5 separate regions of the Homo sapiens genome follow, and regions 2, 3, 4 and 5 are each linked to region 1. Evidence: chromatin contacts called from ENCODE Hi-C or POLR2A ChIA-PET data. All regions are on one chromosome and are shown on one strand. Each heading gives the region's core, a stretch centred on a gene start or an enhancer-like site at or near the end of the contact. The rest is flanking DNA. Distances are from core to core; before and after follow the strand shown. Region 1 holds the start of NDUFS7 (NADH:ubiquinone oxidoreductase core subunit S7). Region 2 holds the start of R3HDM4 (R3H domain containing 4). Region 3 holds the start of TMEM259 (transmembrane protein 259). Region 4 holds the start of ARHGAP45 (Rho GTPase activating protein 45). Region 5 holds the start of POLR2E (RNA polymerase II, I and III subunit E).

Region 1 (2,677 bases), core at 110-2,609:
TGCTCAGCAGTGGGTCCCCAGCCCATGGCACGAATTCAGTAAACACTTGTTGTGGTCCTCAAGGGGCCCCCAGTCTTGCTAGTCACCTGTGTTCACCTAATTTGAGCCTCTGTTTTCTTTACTTTTTCTTTTTCTTTTTTCTTTTTTTTTTTTTTTTGAGATGGAGTCTCACTCTGTCGCCCAGGCTGGAGTGCGGTGGCACGATCTCAGCTCATTGCAACCTCCGCTTCCCGGATTCAAGTGATTCTCTTGCCTCAGCCTCCCGAGTAGCTGGGATTTAGATACAGGGTTTCACCATATTGGCCAGGTTGGTTTTGAACTCCTGACCTCAGGTGATTTGCCTGCCTCAGCCTCCCAAAGTGCTGGGATTACAGGCGTGAACCACCGCACCGGCCTTTGCCTCTGTTTTTGTAATCATAAAACAGGCAGACAAAACCTCCAGTGGAATTGTGAAAATTAAATGATATGCATGCAGAAAGCGTTCTGCAAACTCTGTTTTGCTAGTTTGGGTGTTTAGTGTTAGTTTTTATATCATTAGTACTGGTTGTAAACTTATCAATTTAAGCAAGATGGAAAATCGAGGGTGTGTCAGGGAAGGGGGAAGTTTGAGCTGAAATTATGACCTCTTAGGGGTGGGAAGAGGAGGCTTTGGGGTTGTGAGGTCTGAGCCCCCTTACTTTGGGATGAGTCCACATCGCGGCGACTCCTCTGCAGAATGCGGTGATGTTGCGGTAAGGGGTCCGGGATAGCTGCGAGGCAGCTGGACCAATCCTGAACGAAAGACATCAGTGATCGCAAGAGGCGCTAAAACTTCTGCCGAAACCCGGGATCGAACCAGGGACCTTTAGATCTTCAGTCTAACGCTCTCCCAACTGAGCTATTTCGGCTGGGCGGCAGAGTCGCTCTCGCCGGGACTCCGTCCCGCGCTGCGCCTTCCCTGCGCAGGCGCAGTCGTTTCGCGTCAGCAGGCCCCACATCCTTTGTAAGGTCTCCCAGGGCGCCGGAGCGCAGTGTCGTCTCTGTGGCGCAATCGGTTAGCGCGTTCGGCTGTTAACCGAAAGGTTGGTGGTTCGAGCCCACCCAGGGACGCGTGGTGACTTTTGCCCTCCTGGAATAACAAGAAAATGAGTGTCGCCTCTGTTTTTGTCGGTCCGCCGCAGACCCGCGGCCCCCACGTGCGCACTCCGATGACCTTTCCGCCTCGGGTGATCTGGGGGTGCACGGCGCAACACGACCACGGAGGCCGAAAGCGCAGCGGAACCTCCCGGCTCCAGGTTCCGGTTTCCGCATGCGCTCCGAGCCGCTTTGGGCGGCGGCCCCGGGAACCCGGAGCGCTAAGGAGAACGGACCTCAGAGGTTGTCTGAAGGCCGAGGCCAAGATGGCGGTGCTGTCAGGTGAGCGCGGCACCGGCGGCGGGTGTGGGGCCGCGCGGGTCTGGGGCCGTGGGAGCCTCGGGTGTCGTGGTGGCGTCGGGGGTCGGTGCCGGCGTCGTGGCCGCGGTCCTCTCCGGGCTTCTCCGAGCCGGCCGCTCCTCGGGCTCCCCGCCCGGCTTGCGATGAACGGTCGCCGTTATTGCGTCCAGAGTACAGTCGGGGAAACCGAGGCCCGGTAGGTCATGACGCAAGCCTCCAGCCTCAGGAAGGCGCTCGGGGTGGAGGCTGGAGGGGCCCCATTCACGTCCCCGAGACCAGGGCACGGCCCGCGAGGCTGCTCTTGAGATGCCCTGGAGAGAGCGGGGCCTGCCTGACAGGCTGGGAAACTGAGGCCCATTGAGGGTCTTCGAGGTCACAGGGCCGGGCCTGGGAAGGAACAGGACCCAGGACATCCACGCCACCCTGCTGGACCCTCCACCTCCCTCCCCACCCCTGGGAGGTAAGGGCCTCTCGCAGAGCCTGTCCTGCTCCAGGGACTTTTTTGGGATCAGCTGAAGCCTGCGGACCTCTGCTCAGATAAAGTTATTAAATGCATGGAATAAAATCCATAGAATTGCAAGGAAATCAGTTACACGGAGAGGCAGTTATTAAAAGATTGTCTTGAAACCTGATTGGCGACTTAGTAATCTAAGTGCTTCCCTTATGAACGCGATCTAGCGGCAGGTCTAATTGCGACTGTGATTTGGAAGGAGTGAGGAGTGGAAATGAGGCTTTGATGATACGGAAACGTCTGCAGCCCCTGCACCATAGCTAGGAAACATCTGTGATTCCGCTTGGTGAAAAGTTACAGGTCCTGCTAATACTGCCGTATTTTGTTGTCTATGCTAAGAATTTTTTATTTATTTATTAAGACAGGGTCTGCCTCTGTCGCTCAGACTGGAGTGCAGTGGTGCCATCTTGGCTCATCACTGCAACCTGTGCCTCCCAGGCTCAAGCGATTCTGGCACTTCAGTGTCCTGTGTAGCTGGGACCACAGGTGTGCGCCACCATGCCTGGCTAGTTTTTGTATTTTTAGTAGAGATGGGGGTCTTGCCCTGTTGCCCAGGCTGGTCTCGAACTTCTGAGTTCAAGCAATCCTCCCACCTGAGCCTCCCAAAGTGCTGGGAGCCACGGCACCCAGCCTACGCTAAGAATTGAATGAAGGGCTAATTTTCCATAAGATGCTGGTGACAACAAAGACATATATATTTTTTTATTCCAAGCAAATTCACAGTTCTGAATCCTCACCAGGCCCCTTGTTAAG
Region 2 (2,677 bases), core at 60-2,559, 470 kb before region 1:
CGGACAAGCCCAGAGGGCGAGTGGGGCCGGGCGTGCGGCAGGGACCAGGCTGGAGCGCATGGCCACGTGGGTGAACCCCGACCCGCGGACAGGGGCCCAGGACCCTCTGGCGGGAGGCTCCATGGCTGGCACCTCGGGGCCCGGGGAGTGGGGGGGCAGACCCGGGAGTGGGGGCGCGGCCCCGGGGAGGTGGGGGGGGGGGTGGACCAGGGAGTTGGGGGGCGGACTGGGGAGGTGGGGGGACGGACCCGGGAGTGTGGGGGGCGGACCAGGGAGTTGGGGGACTGACCGGGGAGTGGGGGGACAGACCCGGGAGTGGGGGCGCGGCCCCGGGGAGGTGGGGGGGGTGGACCAGGGAGTTGGGGGGCGGACTGGGGAGTGGGGGGACAGACCCGGGAGTCGGGGCGTGGGCCAGGGCAGTGGGGGGGTCGGACAGAGGAGTTGGGGGGCGGGCCCGGGAGTGGGGGCGCGGACCCGGGAGTGGGGGCGAAGACCAGAGAGTAGGGGCACGGACCAGGGAGTTGGGGGGTGGAACCGAGGAGTTGGGGGGCTGACCCGAGGAGTTGCGGGGCGGACCCAGGAATGGGGGCAAGAACCAGGGGAGTGGGGGGGTGGAGCAGGGAGTGGGGGGACGGACCCAGGAGTGGGGGCGTGGATCAGGGCAGTGGGGGGGCGCGGACCCGGGAGTGGGGGGAGTCGGACCCGGGAAGTGGGGGCGCGGACCGGAGAGTGGGGGCACGGACCGAGGAGTTGGGGGGCGGACCCGGAGAGTGAGGGGGTGGACCCGGGAATGGAGGCGCGGACCAGTGCAGTGGGGGGGCGGACCGGGGAGTGGGGCGCGGACCGGGGATTAGGGGGCGGACCGGGGAGTAGGGGGCGGAACAGGTAAATGGGGACGTGGATCCGGGTCCCCTCCCCCAGCGAGCCCCCGGAGCGCCAGGAGGGTGTCCCCGCTGAGTAACAATGAAGACCCCCCACCCAGCCTGGGGGTCCACAGCGGGCGAGAAGGGAAGGCAGGACAGGCTGAAGCCCCGGAAGATGAGCAACGGGAGCGAGGGGAACGAAGGGAACGAGGGGAGGGAAGGGAAAGGAGGGGAGGGGAGGCGGGGAGAGGATCTCAGGGGAGGGAGCCCAGCCCGCCCCCGGCGCCCGCCGCGCCCCGCCCGCCCGCGCTCACAGCAGCCGCCGCCCGCCCGGGGTGCCCTCCGCCGCCTCCGGGCCGCACTCGGGGTTCTCCAGCGCGACCATGGCTCGCACGCTGTCGCCGCCGCCGCCGCCCGGCAGGGCCTTCACCGGGCCGGGCAGGAAGTGACGGGCGCCCGGAGGCGGGCAGGGGCGGGGCCTGGGGCTGCGCGGCGGGGCGGGGGCGCCCACCTCCCGGCTGCCGGGAACGAACGCGGAAACCCAGGCGCGCGGGGAGGGGATCCAGCCCCTGGGGGGACGAACGGGGAAACCGAGGCGCGCGGGGCGGGGATCCAGCCAACAGGGAACGAACGGGGAAACCGAGGCAGGCGGGGCCGGGATCCAGCCATCAGGGAACGAACGGGGAAACCGAGGCAGGCGGGGCCGGGATCCAGCCCCTGGGGGGACGAACGGGGAGACTGAGGCGGGAGGCGGGGCCGGCCACGATCCCTACACCCAGAAATCTAGCTCCGGGAAGGAGGGACACCTAGGCGAGGGGTCGAAAACTCAACCACAACCCTGCGTCCCGATCCGGGCTGCGGACTGAGCCAGGAATCCAGCCCAGGGAGGCGAGGAGACACGGACAGGGAAACTAAGGCCTGAGCATCGACGAGGGAGGGGACGTTCTTCTTGGAGGCAGAGGATGGCGGAAATTAAAACTGCCCGAGCCTTCCTTCCACCTGCCCCTCCCAGCCCTGGAGCCTCGGCTAGGCAACCCCTTCCCCTGCTTAGCCTCAGTTTACTCTTCTCTAAAATTAGGCCTGGTGGCCAACGTGGTGGCTCACGCCTGTAATCCCAGCACTTTGGGAAGCCAAGGCCAGTGGATCACTTGAGTCCAGGTGTCTGAGACTAGCTTGGGCAACATGATGAAAACCCATCTCTAAAATAAAAAGAAAGGGCCGGGCGCGGTGGCTCACACCTGTAATCCCAGCACTTTGGGAGGCCGAGGTGGGCGGATCACGAGGACAGGAGATCGAGACCATCCTGGCTAACACAGTGAAACCCCCTCTCTACTAAAAATACAAAAAATTAGCCGGGCGTGGTGGCGGGGGCCTGTAGTCCCAGCTACTCGGGAGGCTGAGGCAGGAGAATGGCGTGAACCCGGGAGGCGGAGCTTGCAGTGAGCCGAGATCGTGCCACTGCACTCCAGTCTGGGCGAGGAGCGAGACTCCATCTCAAAAAAATAAAATAAAATAAAATAAAGCAAGAGGGAGGCTGGGCACGGTGGCTCGCACCTGTAATACCAGCACTTTGAGAGGCCAAGGCCAGTGGATCACTTGAGGTCAGGAGTTTGAGACCAGCCTGGCCAACATGGCAAAACCCTATCTCTACTAAAACTACAAAAATTAGCCGGGCGTGGTGGTATGCACCCATAGTCCCAGCTACATGGGAGGCTGAGGCACAAGAATCGCTTGAACATGGGAGGCAAAAGTTGCAGGGAGCCGTCCACTTCACTCCAGCCTGGGCCACAGAGTAAGACTACTCTGTCTCAAAA
Region 3 (2,677 bases), core at 178-2,677, 360 kb before region 1:
TTGCCCACGATCGCAGCCTGGCCCGCCAGCATCGGACCCCTCTTTGCAGGCTAGATCCAAAAAGCTCACGGCGCAACTTCAGCAGCCCCCAAGCCCCGGCGCGGCGGTGTTCTGATGCAGAACGAAAACGGCCACGTCCCCATTTCGCCAGGTGGCCCAGGACCCCGGCCAGCTTGTTTTCTGAGGGGCTGCAGCTGCTACTGAGCCCCTCTTGTCACCCAAGCAAGACTCCTTCTCAGAGGGAGTCAGGCCGATGCCTGTCCTGCACGGCTGAGACCTCTGCCATCTGAGGAGGGCGGGAGGGGGACAGAGCCCAAGACGCGGAGGCCGGTGCCTCATAGGGGAGGCACGGGCGACAGACCCACAACCTGAGCTCCTGAAGCAGGAAGGGAGTGGGGACCCAGCGGAGGAAGAGGCCGGGGATGGGGTGGTACGCTGCTGCCGGTGACTTTGCCGCTAACCCTAGCGAGGTGACCTCAGCTAAGTCACATTCCCCTGAGGCTCAGGAGCGGGGAACGCAGCTGAAAGGCTACAAGGAGGGAGAGAGGGGAGTGGGGAGTCGACTTCCAGGACAGGGGTTGGTCCGAGGGAGACCTGCGTCAGGCTGGGTTCTGGGCCAGCACATTGGGAGGGGAGAGAGGCCTCGGAACTGAGGGTCTCAGGCGGCACAGTCAGGGGTCAAAGGGCGGGAGGTGCTACCTCGCAGGCCAGGACCGGACTCCAAGCCTGGGTAGGTGGGGACCTGGGAAAGGCGGTCGCCGGGGACAGGATGGGCCCTGGAGGGAGCTGACAGTGAGGTTTCCAGAGTAGAGAACAGCGGCTTCTAGTGCAGCGGGATCCGGCCTTCCCGGGTGGACGTCCCCGGGCGGGATGGGGTCACGAGACGGTGTCCCTGGCCAATCCCAGGGTCAGAGGTCGCGAGGGAGAGCCCTAATCGGTAGGGCCGGGTATAGGCCTCAGGGTGCAGGGTGGCGCTCGCTGTCCCCAGCGGGGCCAGGGGTCGCGGTCGGAGGTAGCAGACTTGGGGGTCGGGACAGCCGCTGGGGTCAAGGGTCGGGGGTCGGGGCCGCGGTCACCTTGAGCAGCACGAAGAACTCGAAGAGACGGCGGAAGGCGGGCGGGAAGAGCCGCGAATAGGTGACAGCCATCTTGAAGAACAGCGCGTGGAAGAGCCGGTCGCGCACGTTGATGAGGGGGTTGGGGTTGAGATTGGGGGTGCGAGGCCCGCGCGCGGGGGCCGGGCCGCCGCCGCCGCCGTTGGGCCCGGGCCCCGGAGCTGCGGGCTCCACGTGCTCCGACATGCCTCCCAGCGTCGCGCCCTAACGACCCGCAAGTGTCCGAGGGCGCCTCCCGGCCGCCATCGGCCGCCCTCGCAGCCGCCGCTCTCCTCACGGCCTCCCGGCCGCCGCCGCCATCTTCCGCTTTCTCGTCCGGCTGCGGCGCTGCTGACGCTAGCGAGTCGCCACGCCGGGCAAGAGCGGCCCCCCTGCGCCCGCAGAGAACGCTGGGATGCCAGCGGCGCCCGCGGAGGCCTCACCCCCTACCTCGGCCGCTCCAGGGGGCGGGCCTGCATCTGGGCCACCTCTTTTGCATATTGGCACCCACAATCCACCGCGGCTATGAGGCCAGTATAAGGCGGTAAAATTACGATAAGATATGGGATTTTACGTGATCGAAGACATCAAAGTAAGCGTAAGCACGAAAGTTGTTCTGCAACATACCACTGTAGGAAATTATGCTAAATATGAAACCGACCATAAGTTATCCTAACCAAAAGATGATTTGATTGAAGGGCTTAAAATAGGTGTGACAGTAACCCTTGAGTCGTGCTCGCTTCGGCAGCACATATACTAAAATTGGAACGATACAGAGAAGATTAGCATGGCCCCTGCGCAAGGATGACACGCAAATTCGTGAAGCGTTCCATATTTTTGCTGTAGTCTACAGCTCGTCACCTCGTTTGGCTTCTCTTGCCCGGATCCTGCCATGACGTCACAGGGCCAGTAACGTCATAGTCTTCCCGTGTCCATCTCCTGTGGCGCCACTAAGGTTGGCGGTAGAACAATCTGGCAGTCTCTACTCCTGCGTGGCGCTGTGCCACCTGCCCCCGTAGCTTCGCGCAGCAATGAATAAATAAGTGCTCTTCAGGGGCACTTACTGAGTGCCGGCTGCGTACACAAGAGGATACTATGGTTTTTGGGTTTTTTGGTTGTTTGTTTGAGATGGATTCTCGCTCTGTCGCCCAGGCTGGAGCGCAGAAGCGCGATCTCGGCTCTCTGCAACCCCCGCCTCCCGGGTTCAAGCCATTCTCCTGCCTCAGCCTCCCAAGTAGCTGGGATTACAGGCATGCGCCACCACTCCAGGCTAATTTTATATTTTTAGTAGAGACGGTTTCTCCATGTTGGTCAGGCTGGTCTCGAACTCCTAACTTTAGGTGATTTGCCCGCCTAGGCCTCCCAAAGTGCTGGGATTACAGGTGTGACCCACCAAGCCCGCCAAAAAAAAGTTTTGTGTTGTTTTTTTTTTTTGAGACGCAGTCTCACTCTGTCGCCCAGGCTGGAGTGCAGTGGCGTGATCTCGGCTCACTGCAACCTCCGCCTCTTGGGTTCAAGCAATTCTCTGCCTCAGCCTCCTGAATAGCTGGGATTGCAGGCTTCCGCCACCACACCCGGCTATT
Region 4 (2,677 bases), core at 1-2,500, 320 kb before region 1:
CCTGGGAAGCTTACAGGAGCCCGGTGTCCCGGAGCACAGGCCAGGGCCGGGCCAGAAGCCCATCCGACATCCAGCTGACCCTCACCCTCTGACCCCAGCCCTCAGCGCCATGAGTCGGGGGCAAAGAGTTCTCAAGGGTCTGCTGGGCTGGGTTTGCACTTGGACCTGGGCCTGGAGAGCCAGACTTGGAGCAAGGGGCTGTGGCCTTCATGTCCTGTGCCCCAGAGATCTGCCCCTCCCACCCGAGGTAGGTGGGAATGGGGTTTGGGAAAGGAAAGAGGTTGGGGTTTTGGGATTGGGGGTGGGGTTCTGGAAGGGGACAGCAGGGAGACTTGGGGAGGGGGGAGAGAGTTCACACTGCGGGGTGGGGGTTGGGGGAAGGTAGGAGGCTGGGATCTGTATGCCTGCAGATGCCCCAGCTCTTGGCCAATGCCGCCTCAGGCTGTTATCAGCAACGGGTGCCTGCGTCCTGCTGCCCAGCACGTCCGGTGGTCCAGAGTCACTGGAATGCAGCTTGGGAGGCGGGGCTGGGGACCTTAGCTAAGGGCAGGTCTGGGGCAACATGATATGGCCCACAGGGCTGCTGAGAGGTAACCAGGTGTCCTCAGCATATTCTGCCGATGGTGGGGTCCACACCACACTTTGGGGACCCCTGTGCAGGCAGCCCAGGACCAGGTGGACGTGGGGACCCAGACGGACGTGGGGACCCAGACGGACAGGGCCCGGTAACCTGGATTGTTCTGACTTCCTGGACGTCTTTGCCCCCAGGGTTTCGGTTCTGGGCCTCAGTTTCCCCACCTGTCCTCGACCTGACCCACTTCACGGGGCTGCAGGGCGGGTGATGGGGGGGACCCTACTCTGCCCGGCCCTGCTGGGGCCCGGCCACACCCTAGGGTCTGCAGGAGAGGCGGTGGAGCGGGCTTGCCTTCAGGGAAAAGGGGGCTGCAGGGGCGCAGCTTCGGCCTGTGCGTGTGTCTGGGGTCTGAGGGCGAGGCTCCAGGGGCTTGGTGGCGTCTGAGCGCGTGTGGAGGTCCGGGTCTCTGCGTGTCATCGTGCACGTGTCTGTGCACGCCCACTCGCGTCCGGGAGTGAGAGTCAGCGCCCTGCAGTCGGCCGCCCCGTGCCCGCCAGCGTCAGGCAGGGGCTCCCGGTCCCACCCCGCGAGCGGCGCGGCTCCGAGCTCCCGAAGGCGGAAGCGGGGGGCGCGGCCCGGGGCTGGGGGCGGGGCCTGCGACCTCACCTTCGCGCCCACTCCGCAGAGCCGCAGGCTGAGGCCGGGAAGGGTCGGGGGCGAGGCCGCGTCGCCGCCTCCCCGAAGCCTTTTCCTGTTGGGGGGAGGGCCCGCCAGTGACGGCCGGGCCTGTCACGTGGGCCTGACAGCTGGGGAGGGGGTGGCCGGCGACAATGTGGTCCCGAAGCGGCCAGCGCCGGGAGCTGCAGCGCTGAGACCCCCAGCCCGCCCCCTCGGGCTCCCGGCCGGGGCCCCATCATGTTCTCCAGGAAGAAACGAGAGCTCATGAAAACCCCTTCCATCTCGAAAAAGAACCGCGCGGGAAGCCCCAGCCCGCAGCCCTCGGGGGTGAGTGGAGCCCGGGTGAGACCCGGAGCTGACGCCGGGCCGCAGGGGGACAGGGACCCGCCCTGTGCTCGGGGCTCATGCTGGGGCGGCGGCTGGGGGCTCGTGCCAGCTACAGCCCCTACCGGGCGGGACGGCAGGGGCCACAGCAGAGAGGCCGGGACCCCGGCATTCAGCTCACGGTAGGGACCCTGGGAGTGGTGGCCGCCTCCCTCCACTCCATCCAGGGCTGGCCGCGGGGCCCAGGGAGCAGGAAGGGAGGGTGCCGGGTTGGGACGATGTTGTGTTTGGGCCGCTGCAGGTTGGGGGCTTAGGCAATCTGGGGGCTCTAGGGGCCGTTGAGATGGGAGGGCTGTGGCCTGGCCATTGGGCTGAAGGTTGACCGGGCAGCAGATCCTCTAATGGGATCCACCAGGTTCAGAGGTTGGGGAGTGTCCCCAGGCCTGGGGTGTCTACAAAGCTGGGGGGGGGGTCTACAGAGCTTGGGGGTCCGGGATGTCTACAAGGCCTGGGGCTGCCCATAGGCTCTGGGGTTCCATGGACCTTTAGGGGACAGACAGAGTCAGAAGTGTGTTCACTTAAAGCACCTGCGTTGTAGGAGCCTGAGGGGGGCTTGAAGGGCTGAGGACCCTCCCCACCCCCACCAGGAAGTGGGGACCCCCCTCCCGCGCCTCCCCGCAGGCCCCGCCCCGGCTGTGGTTTGGGCAAGGACCGTTGTTTGTGAAAGCTCTAGGGAAGAGGATGTTGGGTAACAGGTGGGGGGGTACACTACCAAATCTCGGCCCTGTGACCTCTGGCCTTTGACCCCTGTGGGGTCAGGGTGATGGTGGCCCTCCACAGCCCCACTTCATTTCTGGGGAAACTGAGGCCGTGTCCAGGCCGGAAAATCCCTTTAACGAGCTCCCCTCGGACCTGCCCAAGGAGCTGCCCAGGAAGGATGGGGCTGACGCGGTGTTCCCCGGACCAAGCCTGGAGCCGCCCGCTGGGTCCTCCGGCGTCAAGGCCACAGGGACCCTCAAGCGGCCCACCAGCCTGAGCCGCCACGCCAGCGCGGCTGGCTTCCCCCTGTCGGGTGCTGCCTCCTGGACACTGGGCCGGAGC
Region 5 (2,677 bases), core at 1-2,500, 290 kb before region 1:
CGGCCAAAGCTCGTGACCCGGAAGTCAGACCTGCGGCTGCTGCAGAGGACAGAGGTGAACAGCAAACGGGATGAACACTCACTGTGTGCTCCATGACAGCCACCCCGGCCCCCACAGCCTCACACCACAGGATGGGACCAGTATGATCCTGAGAGGCTCCCAGAGATGTCCAGCCTTGACCAAGACCGTCTGTCCACCCAGCCTCACAGAAACCTGGCAGGGAGCAAAGCCCTCCAAACCACTTTGCAGAGCTACCCTAAAGGCAGGGACAAAGGCGGGGCGCGGAGGCTCACGCCCGTGATCCCAGTACTTAGGGAGGCTGAGGCAGGAGGGTTGCTGGAGGCCAGTTCAAGGATGCAGTGAGCTATGATTGCACCACTGCACTGCAGCCTGGGCGACAGAATGAAACCCTATCTCTTAAAAAAAAAAAATGACAGGGACCGAAACAGATGTGACTTCAGGCTGACAATGTTTGAGGATCGGAGAAAGAAGAATCAGGCTGCGGGGGGCTTCGCTGAGGACAAGGGCAAAGGGTGGGAAGCAAGACAAAGCAAAAGCTCTCAAACGGCCCCAATGGCTGAGGCAATACCCTGAACCGCAGGTCCTCAGGCCTGTGCCCGGCTTCCAAACCGGACTCGACCCAGTGGCCTCCATCTGCCCCAGACCCCAAGGCACGGGTTCCGAGCTCCACGTCCCCATCGAAAGCCCCAGCTCGCCCGCTGCTTCCCAACCACCAACTCTGCCAGCCTCGGATGCTGAAGACTCCATGGGGTTCAGGACGCAAGGACAAATAGCGACGCTGAATCACAGAGAAGGGCAGAGTCTGGGGGCGCCCCCCGTCCCCATTCGCGGCTTCCTCCTCCTCTCGCCGCCACGCGCGCCGCACCAGCCCAAGCCGCCCACCCACCCCTAAGCACCGCACCCAGACGTCTCGAAACCCCCTCCCTTCCCCGCTGCCGGCTCAGGTCGGGTCCAGCGCCTGGTATCCCCGGCGACCTCTGGGCCTCCCGTATCGGCCCGGCCCTTCATCGCTGCTGCTCCGACGAGAGTACGAGGAGACGCCGTGCTCGACCCCACCTCGGGCCCCTACACCCGCCGCCCGCGCCCCCGCCCCCAACACCAGGCGCGGCTCACCTGCATGATGGTCTTGCGGATTTTCCAGAGCCGGTACGTCTCCTCCTCGTCGTCCATGGCAGCCTCCGCCGCCGCCGCCGCTCGCACCCCTTCTCCGCGCGAGAACCCGCGCGGACTGCGCCTGCGCCGAATCCGAATCAGGCCCCCTCCGCCTAACCCCGCCCCGCGCTGGTCTGTCGTCGGCGAATGCCTGAATGCAGCAACGTCTCGGATCGGCAGCGCCAAGGGCAGCCCGAGCCTTACGAGAGCGGCAGTTGGCTGAGCGAGTCTCTCGCCTCCGTAGTTCTCGTGTGTCTTTGGCCGCACAGCCTCTCGGGAGTTGTAGTTTCCGTTCAACTCCCACCTTGGAGCAACAGTTTAGAATCCCACGAGGCGGGGGCGAAGTGTGAGCGGGGAAACTGAGGCCTGGATGGGGTCAAGGGGCAGCTCGGCTCCTAGGGATGGTCTGGGAGCCTAGTGGGAACTCTATAAATATTTGTGCATCAAACTGTACAGGGTTTCCTCCATTGGCTCCTGGCCAGGTCAGGGTTAATTCCCTTGGGCCTCAGTTTCCCTACCTGTGCAATGGCAATAAAGTGTCCCTACTTTAGACGGTTAACTGAGAGTCTTAGGCATCTCTCTAGGTGCTTATTAAGTCCCCTCACCTCTGTCCTCTCCCCTGAGCGCCACCAGCCTAGCCTGGGTATCTCCCCAGCCTAGCCTGGGTATCTCCCCACCCCAGACTCTTCCTGTCTTTGCAAACCTCCTCACTTCCCCAGGTTCACGGAGAACCCCAGCCCAACACTTCCTGTGTGCAGGCTATCAGTAACTTATTCAGTGATGCATTCGTTAATTCAACATTTACTCAGCAACCTACAGTGATGGTGAATAAAACAGGCCAAGTATCCCTTGCATTCAGATAAAGACAGGATTTAGTAAAATATAATAAATAACGTGGCCGGGCGCGGTGGCTCATGCCTATAATCCCAGCACTTTGGGAGGCTGAGGCGGGCAGAGCATGAGATCAGGAGTTCAAGACCATCCTGGCTAACACGGTGAAACCCCGTCTCTACTAAAAATACAAAAAATTAGCTGGGCCAGGTGGCAGGTGCCTGTAGTCTCAGCTACTTAGGAGGCTAAGGCAGGAGAATCTCGTGAACCTGTAAGGTGGAGGTTTCAGTGAGCCAAGATCGTGCCACTGCACTCCAGCCTGGACAACAGAGCAAGACTCTGTCTCAAAAATAAAATGAAATGAAATAAAATAAAATAAATAACAACGTTAGAAAGTGACAAAGCTACGGAAGAAGAAAGAGCAGGGAGGCTAAGTGACATGGGGAGAATGGGAGAACTGCAGTATCACATGGGGAGGTCAGGGAATACAGTGAGGATAGATTCAAGCAAAAATCCCATTAGCAGTGGTGGCTCATCACTGTAATCCCAGCACTTTGGGTGGCCGAGGCAGGCAGAGCATGAGATCAGGAGTTCCAGACCAGCTTGGCCAACATGGTGAAACCCTGTCTCTACTAAAAATACAAAAATTAGCCAGGTTTGGTGGTGGGTGCCT

Evidence for each region. A loop is a pair of places that touch in the nucleus more often than their neighbours do. ChIA-PET counts read pairs that join two places held with the same protein, here RNA polymerase II (POLR2A). Pooled maps may share reads with other maps.
Region 2: a loop to region 1 is called in a pooled map, with 5 times the contacts of the local background. The contact joins the promoter of R3HDM4 here to the promoter of NDUFS7 in region 1. A Hi-C loop is called at or near these places in 1 of 37 single-sample maps with no recorded cell type and 6 of 50 pooled maps. POLR2A ChIA-PET finds 5 or more read pairs at or near these places in 1 of 52 experiments (activated naive CD4-positive, alpha-beta T cell).
Region 3: a map of Right ventricle myocardium inferior shows a loop between it and region 1 (3-fold over the local background). The contact joins the promoter of TMEM259 here to the promoter of NDUFS7 in region 1. A Hi-C loop is called at or near these places in 1 of 168 maps with a recorded cell type or tissue (Right ventricle myocardium inferior), 5 of 37 single-sample maps with no recorded cell type and 14 of 50 pooled maps. POLR2A ChIA-PET finds 5 or more read pairs at or near these places in 2 of 52 experiments (H1 and activated T-cell).
Region 4: a pooled map shows a loop between it and region 1 (5-fold over the local background). The contact joins the promoter of ARHGAP45 here to the promoter of NDUFS7 in region 1. A Hi-C loop is called at or near these places in 2 of 37 single-sample maps with no recorded cell type and 2 of 50 pooled maps. POLR2A ChIA-PET finds 5 or more read pairs at or near these places in 1 of 52 experiments (Caco-2).
Region 5: a map with no recorded cell type shows a loop between it and region 1 (8-fold over the local background). The contact joins the promoter of POLR2E here to the promoter of NDUFS7 in region 1. A Hi-C loop is called at or near these places in 1 of 168 maps with a recorded cell type or tissue (CD8-positive, alpha-beta T cell), 1 of 37 single-sample maps with no recorded cell type and 10 of 50 pooled maps. POLR2A ChIA-PET finds 5 or more read pairs at or near these places in 2 of 52 experiments (HEK293T and activated naive CD4-positive, alpha-beta T cell).

Annotation. Positions count from the first base shown.
Region 1 is chr19:1,382,548-1,385,224 of GRCh38, forward strand. NDUFS7 (NADH:ubiquinone oxidoreductase core subunit S7) reads left to right here and starts at 1,360. Exons shown (of 8, transcript NM_024407.5): 1 at 1,360-1,395. The coding sequence starts at 1,380. It overlaps TRF-GAA1-6 (tRNA-Phe (anticodon GAA) 1-6), which reads right to left and starts at 887; the gene lies at 815-887. TRN-GTT2-6 (tRNA-Asn (anticodon GTT) 2-6) reads left to right here and starts at 1,016; the gene lies at 1,016-1,089. RefSeq lists silencers at 730-859, 1,040-1,179, 1,430-1,489.
Region 2 is chr19:911,910-914,586 of GRCh38, forward strand. R3HDM4 (R3H domain containing 4) reads right to left here and starts at 1,310. Exons shown (of 8, transcript NM_138774.4): 1 at 1,178-1,310. The coding sequence starts at 1,248. RefSeq lists a silencer at 1,128-1,467.
Region 3 is chr19:1,019,696-1,022,372 of GRCh38, forward strand. It overlaps TMEM259 (transmembrane protein 259), which reads right to left and starts at 1,428. Exons shown (of 11, transcript NM_001033026.2): 1 at 1,077-1,428. The coding sequence starts at 1,301. It overlaps RNU6-2 (RNA, U6 small nuclear 2), which reads left to right and starts at 1,827; the gene lies at 1,827-1,933. RefSeq lists silencers at 1,190-1,249, 1,280-1,349, 1,510-1,619.
Region 4 is chr19:1,065,917-1,068,593 of GRCh38, forward strand. It overlaps ARHGAP45 (Rho GTPase activating protein 45), which reads left to right and starts at 1,251. Exons shown (of 23, transcript NM_012292.5): 1 at 1,251-1,579; 2 at 2,498-2,677. The coding sequence starts at 1,490. RefSeq lists an enhancer at 694-1,200 and silencers at 1,061-1,820, 2,131-2,370.
Region 5 is chr19:1,094,125-1,096,801 of GRCh38, forward strand. POLR2E (RNA polymerase II, I and III subunit E) reads right to left here and starts at 1,251. Exons shown (of 8, transcript NM_002695.5): 1 at 1,135-1,251. The coding sequence starts at 1,191. RefSeq lists enhancers at 1-437, 1,195-1,284.